Linked DNA regions of Mus musculus: region 2 is linked to region 1. A link is a loop called in an ENCODE intact Hi-C map of the cell type or tissue named here. Cell type or tissue: left cerebral cortex. All regions are shown on one strand.

What was found. A loop is a pair of places that touch in the nucleus more often than their neighbours do. Peaks named below come from ENCODE experiments on the same cell type or tissue, not always from the same donor. Only the 100,000 strongest peaks of a DNase experiment are listed, where the experiment ranks them.
Region 2: it touches region 1 in a loop (2.8-fold over the local background); 16 of 42 quality-filtered maps call a loop at or near these places.

The regions. Positions count from the first base shown.
Region 1 is chr5:142,316,221-142,324,220 of GRCm38, reverse strand. No RefSeq gene overlaps it. Among named protein-coding and RNA genes, the nearest start is that of Gm30998, 43 kb to the left of the region's middle. In left cerebral cortex, a CTCF peak has its summit at 4,721 (motif pointing right); DNase peaks (open chromatin) are centred at 4,729 and 6,263.
Region 2 is chr5:141,074,206-141,082,205 of GRCm38, reverse strand. Gm38730 (a long non-coding RNA gene) reads right to left here. Exons shown (of 3, transcript XR_868654.1): 3 at 7,521-7,780. Among named protein-coding and RNA genes, the nearest start is that of Gm38730, 13 kb to the right of the region's middle. In left cerebral cortex, a CTCF peak has its summit at 5,053 (motif pointing right); DNase peaks (open chromatin) are centred at 2,720, 3,017, 5,041, 5,889 and 2 more places.

The DNA.
Region 1 (8,000 bases):
TCAGTTATTTCTTAGTATTCTTAGTATTGCACAGTGCTTCAGAGTTGGTCTCCTACTTCCCTCCCTCCCCCCTCCTCTCCTTTCCTCCCCTTCTTCCCTCCCTCATCTCTCTCTTGATTTCTTTCCTCTCTTCCTATCTCCTTCCTCTTCCCTGCCCTTTACCTCTGTATCCATCTCCCCCAGCCTCTTCTGGGACCTTTAAAACCCTTCTGAGCTCTAGCCCCTGTCCTCTGAGGATGGCTGCTTCCACCACCCCTAAGATGGTTTGTATGACATGGCTTCACCATCCTTTCTTAACATTTCTGTTTGAGACATGGTCTCACCCTGTAGCCTAGGCTAGCCCAGAACTCACTACACAGCCCAAGGTCTCCTTTAATCACAGCAATCATCTGGCCTCAGTGTCCTAGGAACTGGGGTATCAGGTGTGAGCCACCTCAGGCAGCTTTAAAAAAAAATTGTAAATTGTACTGTCTAGCTCCAAAAGCCACTTGCTTTGAAGTCCGTCCTGGGTTAGGCGTGGTAACACCAAAAGAGGTCTCAGACCACTCAGAATAAAAGACTTTTTCAATAAGAATACTGGGAAAAGAGGAAGACACCAAGGGAACAAATTGGCTTCTTTAAGGCCCTGATTCCACGGTACAGGGCAAGCCTGTGTGAGACCCTGGATTTAAATCCCAGTACCACAAAACAAAACAAGGCCAAAGAAAATCAAGAATGTGGGTGCAGAGATCTCCCTGAGATGCCCAAGAGGACCATGGGAAGTTTCTCCAGGTGATGTGACTTGTCTTTATGGTGAGCATCCTTTCCCATCCTTGAGTTCCAAGCTAAATCTCTTTCTCTAGAACATTCCTTTAAGATTTTATTTTTCGCTGCAGTTGACCATGGGTAACTGTCCTTGGAGACTGAAATCTAGGGTATAGTGGAGCCTGTGGCTCACTGATATTACCAAGCTGGGGTCTTCTGAGAAGAAGGACCCTTTGTGGGAAGTGCCACAGTACCCGGCATGGTTAGTTTTGATTGTAGACTTTAGAGAATCCTCTGGGAGCTGGGCCTCTGGGAATGTCTGTGAGGAACTCTCTTAATTACAGCTGCTGTGGGAGGGTCTGCCCATGGTGGGAGGCATCATTCCCCAGGCAGGGAATCCTAGACCCTACAAAATGGAGAGGACAGGCTGAGCAGTAGCAGAAATGACATTAATTTCATTTTAAGATTTAAATTGGGGCTAGAGAGATGGCTCAATGGTTAAGAGCACTGACTGCTCTTCCAGAGGTCCTGAGTTCAATTCCCAGCAACCACATGGTAGCTCACAACTATGTAATGGGATCTGATGCCCTCTTCTAGGGTGTGTGAAGACAGCTACAGTGTACACATATATATTAAATAAATAAATCTTTTAAAAATATGTAAGTTAATTTTTTTTATTTTTTTGTTTTATGTATTTTTACCTGTATATCTGTATGTGTAGAGGCCAGAAGAGGGCATCTGGAGTCAGATGGTAGTGAGCTGCCATCTGGGTGCTGAGATTAAACCCATGTCCTCCTGAAGAATACCCAGTGTTCTTAACCCATAAGTCATCTTTCCAGACCCCAAATTTTGGAGAAAAAAAAGGACCAATCAAGCAAACAGTTGGGTGTGCTAATGCGTGTTTGTAATTCTGGAGAGATGGAGAGAGGAGAGGCAGAGACGGGGGAATACCTGGGAGCTTGCTGGCCTGTTTGGTGGGAGGTGGCTGAGGATAAACACCTGAGGTGGTCCTCTGACCTCCCCATTTTGGGGGTTGATCTGGTGCTATGTTCTGAACCCTAATGTTCAGTTGCTGTCCAGGAGAGAATTCTCACACACAGCAGTCTTGGTTGTGTAAACCTTGCTCCCCAGTGTAAGGTTAATCAGTTAATAAAAGGCTTAGAGCCTGTGACTGGGCAGCAGAGAGAGAAAGGGGGGACTTGAGAATCAAGTGAGGGATCTCAGGAGATTCTGAGGGAGGAGAGAGAAGATGGAAAGAGCAGGAGGCCACCAGTAGAGGAGATGGACCAGGAGCAGGTGGCTTACAGAAGTGCACCCCGAGCACAGGCTGCTGGGGCAAAAGACTCAAACAGCAAGTAGCAAAGGGCGTGTGTCTGAGCCGTCAGAATAACTCAGAACCTGCCCAGTCTAGGTTTACAGCGTATAAGCCAAATACCAGGGTTTTGTGTCTTTTATATGGGCTAACTAGAATAAATAATTCATCTACATCTACATGCATGTGCACACACCCATGTACAGTGATATATGGGCATATACAAATAAAAAAGTAACCATTCCTATTTCTGTATATCATCAGGGAGATAGGAAGAATTTTGAAATCGTTTGAGCCCAGCAAAACAAATATCTACACCTGGTTAAGAACCTTCGAGTGAGTTCTGACTTACAGTGAGGTCTGAGTGCCCATCAGTTCCAAGGGCCAAGAGACCCCTGGGCCAAAGGTCCAGATTCAGTGGGAAGGAGGTAGGCAGAGAAGAGGATATGCCTACCATTCTCCGTGAGGAAAACCCCTTGGGAGGAGGTAACTGTATTTTTTCTGTATTAAGAGATCAATGGGAGCTTATTGATAATCCTGATGGTGGATGCACCTCTTCAGACTTGAGTGCTTGCTGCCCTGTAATCTTGTTTGATCCCCAGATCGGCCCACAAGCTCGTCAAGAGCATTGGACATGTCCTAACCCGATTAGAGATGGAGAAGGACTCAGACAATTTCATTTATCGGAAGAAAGCTGAGAGGGAAGGGGAGGGTTCGGGTTCCTTGGGAAAGGGGGGAGTAAGCTCAGATTCTGCAGCGCTTTCTGGGCACTCTCATCTCCTCTCTGCTTTCCTGAGCTGTGGATGGATGCAGGAGGCAGGAGCTCAGAGGCGGGAGCAACCTGAGAGGCCTCTCATAGATGAGAGGATATGCTGATGTGGAGCGAGCCTGCCTATCTATCTATCTATCTATCTATCTATCTATCTATCTATCATTTATCCAAGGATCACTTATCTCTATAATCAATCTATCCATAAATTTGTCATCTATGTATTTTCTATCCACCTATCATCTATACATATCTATCGTTTGGCTACTATTTATTCATCTGTCATCCGTCTACTTATAATCTACCATCTATCTATAATGTATAGTCTATCATCTATAATCTATCCATCTATCATCAACATCTATCTCTACTCCATGTATGTATCCGTCATCCTTCTCGCCAGCCTGGTCATGGTGTTTCACCACAGCAAAGTAACCCAACTAAGACAGCATACATACTTTCCAATTAAACAATTGATGAAAGCATTTAGGTAAGGTGAATTAGGCAGGAATATTAGGTAGGTAGACCTCCTTCAGCTTCCATTTTGGTCTTCCACAATCCCACCCTAACTCTAACTTCCAAGCCATGCTGCTGTCTACAGTTCTGCTACCTTCTGGAATGCTTTTCCTGACTCTAAATGTTCTTGACCAAACACACCTCACTTTAGTCAACCTTGCCCCAGACCAACTTGTAAGTAATTAGACCAGAAGATCTAGGGCTGTGTTAGCTTTCTGGCACTGCGATTAAAACACCTAGAACAAGAAACGTACAAGGAGGAAAAGTCTATTTTGACTCACAGTTTCAGAGACTTCAGGCCATAGTTGCCTGGCCTTGTTATCCTGGGCTGTGGCGACACAGTACATGGCAGCCAGAGCACATGCTGGAGGAAGTCAGCTCGCCTCACGGCAATTGGGCAACAGAGAGGGAAGGGCGCAGGTGTGTGTGTGTGTGTGTGTGTGTGTGTGTGTGTGTGTGTGTACAGTCCTCCTCAAGGGCATGTTCTCCAATGACCTAACTTTATCCTGTTTGTCCCGAAGTCCTAAAGTTGCCACCAATTCCCAACAGCCTCGTCAGCTGAGGACCAAGCCAGCCTGGGATCTTTCTTTCCTTTTTTTTTTTTTTATTAAAGGATTTATTTATTTATTTATTGGTTTTCTGAGACAGGGTTTCTCTGTGTAGCCCTGGCTGTCCTGGAACTCACTCTGTAGACCAGGCTGGCCTTGAACTCAGAAATCTGCCTGTCTCTGCTTCCCGAGTGCTGGGATTAAAGGCGTGCGCCACCACTGCCCAGCTGGGATCTTTCTTTCCTGATGGTCAGTCGTCACTTGGATTGTTTTAGAGGCAGACATGGATTCCGGGCAGCAATCACCTTGCCTAAGTTGAGGCAGTAGGAAAACACTATAAGTCTCATTCCGATCCAAACCTCACATCTGTCTTCCGATTTGGGGCCATTTTGGGCCGGAAGGAGTAGTGGAGAGGGTGAGACCCGGTGGGATTCCTATGCTTGCTCCCCTGGCTTCCCGAGCAAGTAGCTACAGGCAAAAGTGAGAACGAGAGAATGAGAGGCAAACTCGTGGCTTCTGATGCTGTTCTGTCCTGCCCAGGCCAGTGGAGCAAATAGTTCAATAGTTAAAGTTGCACACTATCCCATTCTCTTTTCTTCCTACTTGAGAGCCCAGTCGTGGCACTGTCTGAGCCTGGCTTCTTGGAGAAGCCAAAGCAAAGACGCACAGAACTGAAGAACGTGAAATTCTAGCCGCAGCATCATCATGGCTAACTGTGTGACCCCAGGAGTGTCACCACCCTCTCTGGACCTCCTTTTCTTTAAGTTTGTGAGGTCATTCCACGGTCTATGGCATGGGCCGAGACGTGAGGCTGGGCAACTGACAAGAAGTGACCACAAGGTGGCAGTAGAAGCCTGAGATTTATTCTGTTGACGACACTTGGCCAGATTTATGTGAAGGGCAGTTTCAGGGGCTAAGGTGTGGGGCCACCACTTAGGGAGAGTTGGGACGCTGGAGGGGCTGGGATCAGAGCAGCCTCTGGCTCACCTCCATGATGTCTCAAGGTAACTTGATCTCTTTGTGGCTAGATGTGCCTTGTGCCTCAAGTACATGAATGGACATTGGGCTCTGTGTGTGTGTATGTGTATTTTGTAAGTTTTTTTGTTTTTTTGAGACAAGGGTTCTCTGTGTAGCCCTGGCTGACCTGGAACTCACACTGTAGATGAGGCTGGCCTTGAACTCACAGAGATCTACCTGCCTCTGTTTCCAGAGTGCTGGGATTAAAGGTGTGTACAACCACCACCTGGCTATTTTGTAAGTTTTAAAAAATAACATACTTAAAAAAATAAGTTAAGACTGTTATGGTAGAGCCTTTAATTCCAGCATTTGGGAGGCCGGAAGAAGAAGAAAAAGAGGAGGAGGAGGGGGAGGAGAAGGAAGAAGAAGAGGAAGATAAGAAGGAAGAGAGCTGGACAACACAATTGTCTTCTGGTCTCTATTTCTCCGGCACACAGCGTGCACACACACACACACACACACACACACACACACAGAGTCTGAGCCAACCATTTTTTTGTTACTGCTGTTGCTAGTCCCTAAACAATGCTGTCTAGCAACCGTTTACACAGACTTGACCTTGCATTAGTCTAAGTAATATAAAGAATACTGCAAGTGCGTGGGAAGATGGACATGGGTTCTCTACAAGCACCATCACATCTATACAGGGCCTACGTATCCACACAATGTTCGCCGAGGGTCCCAGAACTGAAGCTCCAGGCATCCCAAGGGCGACTGTATTACTGGGATTTAAATACATCGAGGAGGATGCATTTGTGGGCGATCTTGAGCTTAGCCAGGCTCAAGGACATCTGCGTAAAGGAACAAATGTCCAAATGATGCTACTTAGAGAGAAGTCCCTAGGCCAGGAAGATGGCTCAGTGGGCAGAGCTCATGTAAAGTCAACATGATAGTGCATACCTGGAATCCCAGCACTTCTAAGGCAAGATGGAAGGTGAAGGAAGGCAAGAGAATTCCTGGAAACATATGGGCAGGGTAGCCTGGTGTACACAGCGGGGCAAACAAGAGACCTGGGCTCCACCAAGGGGCAAGGACATGATTGACAGCTGAGCTTTTCCTCTGACCTCCACTCATGTGTCATGGTAAGCATGCACCCCTACTCACAGGAACACACACACACACACACACACACACAGTGTACACACACAGATAAAAAGTAAAAATAAAATACAGTACCTAAAAAAAACATCCCTTCAAGGGTAAATTTTCCGGTCTTGAAAGTCACTTTAAGATGAAGCAACGTGAGACTTAGTCTGTCCCTCAACGAGGGCAAACAAGCTAAATAGACTTTTCTAAAGTGCTGCTGGGACTCTGTCATTGCTATTCGGCTTGTCACACAGCTCTGTCAAGAAGCCTAAATTTAGATGGTTCCTTGTTCGGAAACCAGGACATTCCGTTTTTGTCCGAAAAGCAATGACACAGAATTGAATCCTGTTCAGTTGCTGTTAATTCATAAGACATTTGGATCCAGCTGAAGAAATAGAGATGTTAATTGCATTGTTATTTATAGTAGCGTAAATTAGAAAAAAAATCTAAGTGGTAAAAAAGGAGAAAATAAACTGTGGTGTAGTTAATCAAGGAATATTATGTGAACATTAAGAAGGATGGTCAGGCCGGGCATGCCTTTAATCCCAGCACTTGGGAGGCAGAGGCAGGTGGATTTCTGAGTTTGAGGCCACCCTGGCCTACAAAGTGAGTTCCAGGACAGTCAGGGCTACACAGAGAAACCTTGTCTTGAAACACCCCCCCCCCCAAAAAAAAGGGATGGTCATGGGGTTGGGAGATAGATTAGTCAGTGCCTTAGAATCCACATTGAGAAGAACCAGACAGGACTACTAATGCATGCTTGTAGTGCAATGATGACCACTGACCAGCCGACCTAGTCAAAAAACAGCCATCCCAGGTTCTAGTGCGAGACCCTGTCCCTAAAAATAAAAGAGTATTACTTTAAGGAGCAACATCTGAGATTGACCTCTGCCCCCGACCCCCCCCCCCATAAATAATATTAATAGTAACAATAATAACATTGAAAATAAAACCATAGGTTATTTATGGTGATCTATGCCTTACATGCAATTCTAGTACTTGAGAGGCTGATGCAGAGGCTGATATATGTTTCTATATATTTATATCTATATCTACATTTATATCTACATCTAAGTTTACATCTGTATCTATATCTGTATATATCTGTGCATGTACCTCAATTGCACGTGGAGTTCAGAGGACAACCTAAGGAAATTGGTTCTCAAACTAAACACAGCACGTGCCTTTGATCACTGAGCCACGTCATTGGACCCAAGTTGCAATACTGTTTATGGAGGAAAATTTTTTGTGGCTTTCCAGAGTAAAGATTTTGTAGTGTGAGATCACTTGAAGTGCGTTTAGCAGGGACGAGTGATGGAGATATCAGGAGGCAGCGTTGGGATTCAGGGTCCCAGCAACATCTCTGGGCTTGGAGGACACCCAAGCCACTTTAGTTTTTGTACACACAGAGCAGCAATCTTCCAGTTAGGCATGGTGACGTATGTATTCAGCATTCAGGAGGCTGAGGCAGGAGAATCACTCAAGGTCAGCCTGGGCTACATAGTGATGTCTTGTCTCGACACAAAACTCACTAGAAAAAAAAAATCTATGCTGGGAGAGTTCAGTCACTAATGTGCTTGCCATGGAAGTGTGAGGACCTGGAGTTCAGTGTCCAGTAACCAGGTATGATGGTCTGCCCTTGTAATCCCAGAAATGCGGGCGGGGGGGTGGGGGGCAAGGAGGCGGAGGCGGAGGCGGAGGCGGAGGCGGAGGCGGAGGCGGAGGCGGAGGCGGAGGCGGAGGCGGAGGGATCCCTAGGCTAGGAGGCTCTGCCAGTTTAACCTCGCTGACAAACTCCAGCATGCACCGCTATGCCCTGGCTTTTATATGGGTTCTGGGGACTGAACTCAGGTCCTCATGCTTGTGCAGCTAAAACTTTACCGAATGGCCAGGTCTCCAGAGCCAGAGGCTGCCTCTTGTGCTGACCACGCAGTCTGGTCAACTGGGTGGCAAAGGTGGCAGGCTGGGTTCTCACACAACCCCCCACCCCAGCCAGGCCAAAGGAAGA
Region 2 (8,000 bases), 1.2 Mb after region 1:
TTCATCATCTTAAAGATCTCTTTGTTTGACAGTTAAGTGCATTAGCGTAGAGTAGAGTGATATTTCTTCTCTATTGTAATAATTATTTCCTCTTATAATTTCTGAGTTGTATCCGAGTTTGAGTGTTGTTCCCCTAGCCCTTGAACATAAAGATTTCTACTGTCCTCCAATAGTGTGTCAAATGCACAAAAAGAAAGACTTCAGCAAAACTGAGCCGACTTACATAGAACTCTTACAAGAATAAAGCAGAGAGTACTGATTAGCTATGCAGGGAGGAAAAATGAGAGGTGCAAGAGAGACACTGGCATATTCAGTTACCAGAAGCTCCCAACAAAGGGAGCACGATGATCAAGGTTTAGGGCAGCTCCTCTCATCTCTAATAATGAAATAATTCTCTACGGTAGTAGCCCAATTAGGAATCTCAAATGTTTGCTCATCAAAGAATCTGGAGGCCTATGCAGAAGGTCTCTGGGCACAGCTCAGCATCACCACTGAAGTCCTATCACTCCCAGTGTAGAGAGGAGATGGAGCCACATAGGAGTATTGGACTGGGGAGATGGCACCACTGGGTGAAGTATCTGCCACACAAACGCAAGGATCAGAGTTTGAGACCCAGAACCCATGTTAAATACTGACTGTGGTGGCACATGCCTGTTATCCCAGCACTGGGGAGGTAGAGACAGGAGGATGCTCTGGGGCTCATCAGCCAGACAGCATAATGGAAATGGTGAGCTCCAGGTTTAAGGGCAATACCTTGTTTCAAATAATGACTGTGCAAGAGATGGCTCAGCATTAAGAGCACACACCGCTCTTGTATAGCACCCAAGTTTAGTTCCCAGAACCTATATCAGGTGATTCAGAACTATCTATAATTCCTGCTCTAGGGGATCTAATGCCCCCTTAGGCTTCTATGGGTACCTGCACTAACACAGCTATGTCCCTACACAGGTACACATATAATTAAAAACAAAATAGACACACACACACACACACACACACACACACACACACCCCTTGTCCTAAAGCTTTGGTTTCTTTCCCCGGAAACTACCAAAGACACACTTTGCTCTGGTGACAGCAGACTGCTTGTGAACTTCCTATTTTGTAGAATGAACCAGGAAGTTACTGACAACTGACAAAGTTGACAAGGGACAGTGAAGTTGGAGCTACTCAGTGTGGTTCCCATAGCAACCACCTGGATGTCCCCTGGTTTGCTATTGAAGGCGTGTGTATTTAATCTTCCCCGTACCTGCAGCATCAGGACCCGCAGATGTTAGGATGAGCCAGCAACCACAGAAGCCTGCTTCTCGAAGACAGATTCTGGAAGATTCGATCCAGGCAGCTGGAATGTCAGGCAGTAATTATGGCCTAATCTTGGCAAATTACATCTGTAAAGATCTTTTATTATTGGGGTGGGGGGAGTGTTTCAACCCAACACGGAAGGGATAAAGTACCAGGAACCCCAGTCAAAGCCTCTTTGCATTTTGGCTCTTGCCTGAGTCTGTGTATAAATTTTTTTTTAATATTTACTTTTATTTTTAAACCATGCATATGGTGTGTGGTGTGTACATGTGAGTACAGTTGCCTGCAGATGACAAAAGAGGATGTTGGGTTCTCTAGAGCTGGAGTCAGAGGCTATTGTGAGCCACCCTATGGGAACTAAACTCAGGTCCTGCAAGAGCGGTGTATGCTCTTAATTGCAGAGCCATCTCTCCAGTTCCTAAAAATTCTTTGCTGAAACATCGTTTCTGAGCTGGGGAGATGGCTCAGCTAGGAACTGTTTTCTCTGCAAGTGTGAGAATATGAGTTTGAGAAAGAAAGAGAGAGGGAAAGACATACGGAGACAGAGAGACTTAGGGAGAAAGACAGAAGAGACAGAGGGAGGAGGAGGAAGAAGAAAGGCAGGTAGGAAGCGAGGGAGGCAGGAGCAAGGTTGGAAGGGAGGGAGGGAGGGAGGGAGGGAGGGAGGGAGGGAGGGAGGAAGGGAGGAAGGGAGGAAGGGAGGAAGGGAGGAAGGGAGGAAGGGAGGAAGGGAGGAAGGGAGGAAGGGAGGAAGGGAGGAAGGGAGGAAGGGAGGAAGGGAAGGAGGCAGGCAGGCAAGGTAGGAGACAGAAAGGGACATCTCTAGAAACTGGATAGCCAGCTAGCCTGACTGACCTATGCAGTGAAGTAAGTAGGTGCACACGTGTGTGTGCACACGTGTGTTTGCACACACATGTGAGAGCAGAGTTCAATCTTGGGCATCTTCCTCAGATGATTTCCCACATTCTTTTTCGAGGCAGGGCCTTTCGCGGGTCTGGGTCCTCCCATCTCTACCTGTCTAGCATTAGGATAACAGGTGTAGGCTGCCACAGCTGGCTTTTACCAGTTTGTGGGGATGTGTGAACTCAGGTCTCCACGCTTGTACAAAAAAGCGCTTTACTAACAGAGCAACTCCCTAAGGTGCTTTGGGTCAAGGTGTGTCATCACAGCAATGATAATCCTGACAAGGACAGGCATCACCACGGAGTCAGCTCCCAGCCTTCCCAGACGGATGCCCCGCCTCTGCATCCGTCCCCGTGCACCCAACACAGAGCTGGTGCACTGGGACTCCCCTGTAGGAATCCAGTGAAGACTTGGTTTTTAAAATAAAATGATTCTGAGCCATACTGCCTCGCGAATACTAACTAGGATGCAACCTATGAAGGTTCCCCTGTTTCTAAATCTGGCAGCGAGGGAACAGGAGGGTGGGAGGCGGGGACGGGGAGAAGAAGCTATTTTTAATTCCTGGCCAAGAAAAAAAATTTTTTTAAATCCACACTAATATTATGAGTTCAGCTTGTTCGAACAATGAATTCTGTTTCCGTAATTGTCCTGTCCACAGTTAATGCTGGAGAGGGAACAGAGAATGGTTGTGATTTCTAATCGAAATCCGCTCCGTTTCCCAGTGGCCAAGTGGAGGTGGGGTTTCCTTCAGTGTCCCAGGAGAACCCCAGAAGGAAGGAGATGATGACCCGTCCCGGGGTCGAGCCATACGACTCGTAATTAATATTTAACACTGCTTTTAAAACTAAGTGACAGGCTCCTTAATCAGCACATACATTATTTGAGGTCGGGAGCAGAAGAAAGGCATATATTGATTGGATTGCGTTTTACCCCTCGCCCCCATTCACACGCCTCTGTGGCTACGGTGGTCGATAAGGTCCATGGTGGCCAGATATTTTTAAGGTCTCTCGGGTGCTGCTCTTAAGCCAGCCAACTCGCGCCCCGTGTGTGGGCCACCCTGCGGGGGCGGGGGGGGGCATGTTGGCTAGAAAACCTCTTGTCTAAGGACAACGAATTTGTCTCCTTTTCCTGTCAGCCCTGCCTCAAGACCCTTTAATGAAGAGGACCACGTGGATCCAGGGTGTGGTTTCCCATTGACTTTTATATATTATGAATGTTTAAAAACACACAAAAATACAGAGATTAATAGTATAAGTTCCAGACATGCAAAATGGACAAAAGCCAGATTTTTCACTTTGAGGGATTTTTTTAAAAATGTAAATTACGTATGGCTGGCATGGTGGTACAGGCCTATAATCCCACCACATAAGAGGTAGAGGCAGGAGGATTGGAAGCTTAAGGCTAAGGGCTGGACATGTAGCTGAGTTAGTTTGGTGCTAATATTGTGTGTAAGAGACCGTGGATTGGATCCCTGGCAACAATACAGAAAGGAAAGACCAGGCCAAGTTAGGAAAAGAACATTTGGACTATCAAGTGAGCTCCAGGCCAGCCTGGGCTACAGTGAATCAAATGGCCATCTCTGCTACATAGTGAGTTCTAGGCCAACTTGTACTACAGAGCGAGACCCTGTCTCAAGTCTGTGACCCCCAAACTAAGCCTTCAGGATGAGCCCCATCTGTAGGGTCATTCTCCCATGCCCTGTCTTGAGCTGGGGCATGTGTCCTTGAACTGCCTTTCATAAGCCAGATTTGCCCTCCAATAGTCAGCCCAGCCACGAACAATCTAGAAGAATACTGTTGGACTGCTCACACTTCTAGAATTTGCCTCTATGCCCTCATGTCGTGATATTATGTTTTAGGAATTTGCCACACTGCTACAACTTGGCCTTTCTTAGATAAGCCAGGTGTTCAGACTTCTCCAGCTGTGTCCTTTTCCTTTTGGCGATGAACATTTAGGGGCTCCATTCTTAAGGTCATTCTTATACACAGAGCTCGTCTGAGGCCAACCTAGGCTCTGTCTCAAGAAAAAGAAAAGAAAGATGGGGCGGGGTGGGAGGATGTATGCAAAGAAAGAAGAGAGAAAAGACAAAGAGAGAGAGGAAGGAAGAGAAAGTCAGACTGGATTTAGGGGGATGAACCAGGGTGGCCAGTGTGGAAAGTTGTATAGAGGTTCTTCAAAAAAAAAAAAAAAAAAAAAAAAAACCTCCAACAGCCATTGCATTGTCCAGCTTCCTGAAGTAGGCACGCTACAGCAAGGCCCAGAATCCATGCTTTACTTTCTAGTTTTTCATACACAATTTCAGTCTTAGCCCAGGCCATCTTGGAATTGACCATGTAGCCCAGGATGCCCCAAACTCACACCAATCATCCTGCCTCCACTTCCCAAGTGCTGGGATTATAGGCATGAGCCGCTGTGGCAAACAGTCCTGTCCACTGCTCACAAGACTGGGATTTAGGGTCAGATGAGCATGGTCAACAGACACGCAAGAAAAGAGAAGGTGGCATTTACACACAATGGAATACAAAAGAAACTCTTATTCAGATACAAAAGAAAATGAAATTATGCCCTTTATGGGAAAATGGATAGAACTGTAGATCATTGTTAAATAATACGTCAAACTCTAAAAGATAAATAGCTTGTCTTTTGTGTGCACACATGTGTATAGAAAGAGAGCAGGATCAACACAGAAGGAGAAAGGGGAGCATTGGATGGGGAGAAGGAGAGACAAGAGAAGGTACTGCAGGGTGTGTTACAGTACAGTGAACTACACACCTGCAAAGAGCATAAAAAAACAGTCTCCTGTGGATCTGCTATTCTGGAGGCTAAGACAGGAGTGTGTCAAATTCCAGGCACCCTGAACAACAGAGGGAGCTCAAGGACAGCCTGAGCAAATCAGTGACACTTCATCTCAAGATAAAAATTAAACAAAAACAAAAACACTGAGGATGTAGTTCAGTGGTAGAGCCCCTGCCTAGAATCCCCCAGTGAGGGGCTGGGGGCGTGGCTCAGTGGTAGAGCCCCTGCCTAGAATCCCCCAGTGAGGGGCTGGGGGCGTGGCTCAGTGGTAGAACTCCTGCCTAGAGTCCCTCAGTGAGGGGCTGGGAGTGTGGCTCAGTGGTAGAGCCCCTGCCTAGAATCCCCCAGTGAGGGGCTGAGGGTGTGACTCAGTGGTAGAGCCCCTGCCTAGGTCCCCCATAAAGGGCCTGGGGTGTGGCTCAGAGAAAGGACACTTGCCTATTGTGGCTGAAGCTCTGGAATCAATCCCCAATCCTGAAGGAAAAAGGAAAGAACAAAGGGGGTGTAATTTCATGCACAAGGCCTCCTAGGAGCATTCAGGTGTGTGGTGGTAATGGCCCAATAAATATTCCTAACAGAAAAATTCTTGCAAATAGAGCCTCCCCATGGTTCGGGCAAAAATTGCTCAGGAACCTTGACCAAGAGCTCAACAAGACACATAGTTCACAGCATAATGCAGTCATGTCTGAGGTCTTCCAGCCTCTGAGAGCTTCGTTCTCCTGAATGTAAACTTTAGCTCTGTGGTGAGGGCAGAGCTGTGCTGTGTAGCATGTGTCCCCAAGGACTCAGCTCCATTCAGGCCTGCCTGGTTCTGCTGCACCCGAGGAACATCTGGCCTCCCAAGGCTTATGCAAACCCCAGGCAGAAAGAAGAAAGAAAGCTTCTGAGAGCAGAAAGGAGGTACCGCCTGCAGAAGCTGCCCCCACGCATGGGTCCAGGAAGAAAGTAGATCCGACTGCCTCTGTGGTAGAGACAGCAGCAGGAGGTGACATCAATTCTCTGCTCTGCTGAAACTTCCCCGCCAGCATCCCGAATGATAAGAAATCACTCATTTCTGACATGGTCTCATTTTCAAAGGGTTTCTATAAGAAGCATCCAGCCATCCCATTTCGAATATAGTTCAAATAGAAAAGAAAAACTAATCCTGCTATGTTTATTATTAATTAAACAAGATTTCCAGCATCAGCTGGATAGACACAGGCAGAGGGGAAGCAGGCCCCATCCCAAATACTGCGTACCCAGTCCACCAGACTTTTAAGGGAGGGACTTCAGAAAGTTTCCTTCATGGAAAATTCAAATACCTATCCATGCTATCTGCCTTCTGATGCAGCACTGAGAGGCACCATGGTGTGGATATTAGGTTATTTATTTTCTCATGTCCCCTGGGTTGATGGTTGTGTGTAAGGATGAATGACTAGTGTCTTGCTGGTCATTTGAACAGGTGCAGAGCGAAGATTATTTCATACTGAGTTCTGCTGTCTTTAGATTCTCTGAGAAATGAGAAATAAAATCTCTGGAGAGAATCCAGGTGGGAAAAAAATAGAAATAAATGATCAACATATAAATAAGTGGGTTCTGTGTTCCTGGTTGGTTGGGAGCATGCTTTTCCTTTTATGATCTTGTTACCATTGCAAATTTATGAATTCTAAAAAATTTAGAAACTCTGTGAAATATTTAAATGCATTTTAAAGACTCTGCATAGACAATGGTGGTATAACCCCAGAGCATCCAAAGTGGTTTTCACAAGCTGGAGGTCAGCTCTGGGAGGCTTTGGCCTATCATGACCTGAGCTACATCTGTGTGATTCAGGGATATGGGTGGGTGCCAGTGCACAGCAATTCAAGCATGGAGTGCCATCCAGCGGGCAGGGCGTAGGGAGAAAGGTATGCTTTTATTGTGGTTAGTTTTGTTTGAGACGGGATCAAATTGTGTAATAATGGCTAACCTGGAATCTCTGATCCTTTTGCCTCTGCAGTATTGATATTATAAACACTGTATTCAGGACCTTACCACCAAGTCCCTCACTGGGGGGATTCTAGGCAGGGGCTCTACCACTGAGCCACACCCCAGCCCCTCACTGGGGGATTCTAGGCAGGGCTCTACCACTGAGCCACACCCCAGCCCCTCACTGGGGGATTCTAGGCAGGGGCTCTAACACTGAGCCATGCTCCAGCCCCTCACTGGGGGTTCTAGGCAGGGGCTCTAACACTGAGCCACGCCCCCAGCCCCTCACCCCACTGGGGGATTCTAGACAGATGCTTTACCACTGAGCCACACCACCGAGTCCCTCACTGGGGGATTCTAGGCAGGTGCTCTACCAACTTAGGCATATCCCCAGCCACTAGTAGAGAATATTAAAACAGAAATAAAACCCACTAACAGTCAATTTGCTTTTTTTATTATTACCACATGCCAGCTAATCTGCCTGATGCCAACAATGCTGTCTGTCTCTCCCCCAAATCTCTTCATTGTTCTAAGTTCTGCACAGTGAAGCACTTACAGTTGAGTTTAATGGAACAGCTTCCAAATGGCACATTGCACAATCTAACATCTCAACAAACAATGTGAGATGGTTTGGAGGGTGATTTGGAGAAGTCCCAGGTACACAGTTGGAGCTCCATACACAGGGGCTCAGCTGTGAATTGTTCCTGTGAAACAGACGCTCTCCCAGACTCTGGGCTGTGGCTGTCTTCTGTATACGCTTCAGGTCTTCAATGTGTCATGCATAACGCATGTCAGTGCTTAAACAGTAGATTCAATATAAGCGCTCACACAATTACTGCAAAGACAGAAGAGGGAGGAATTTGAATACCCTTAACTCTGCCTTCCTTTGTCACCAATCAGTTAGTTTGTTTAACATGTAAAACTTCAGAGCAGGGCCAGAGAAAGGCTCGGGTGGTAAAGACACCTGCCGCCAATGGCCTGAGTTAGATCCTTGTGACATACGTAGTTGAATGAACTGACTCCCACAGCATGTCCTCTGACCTCTTATGCATGAG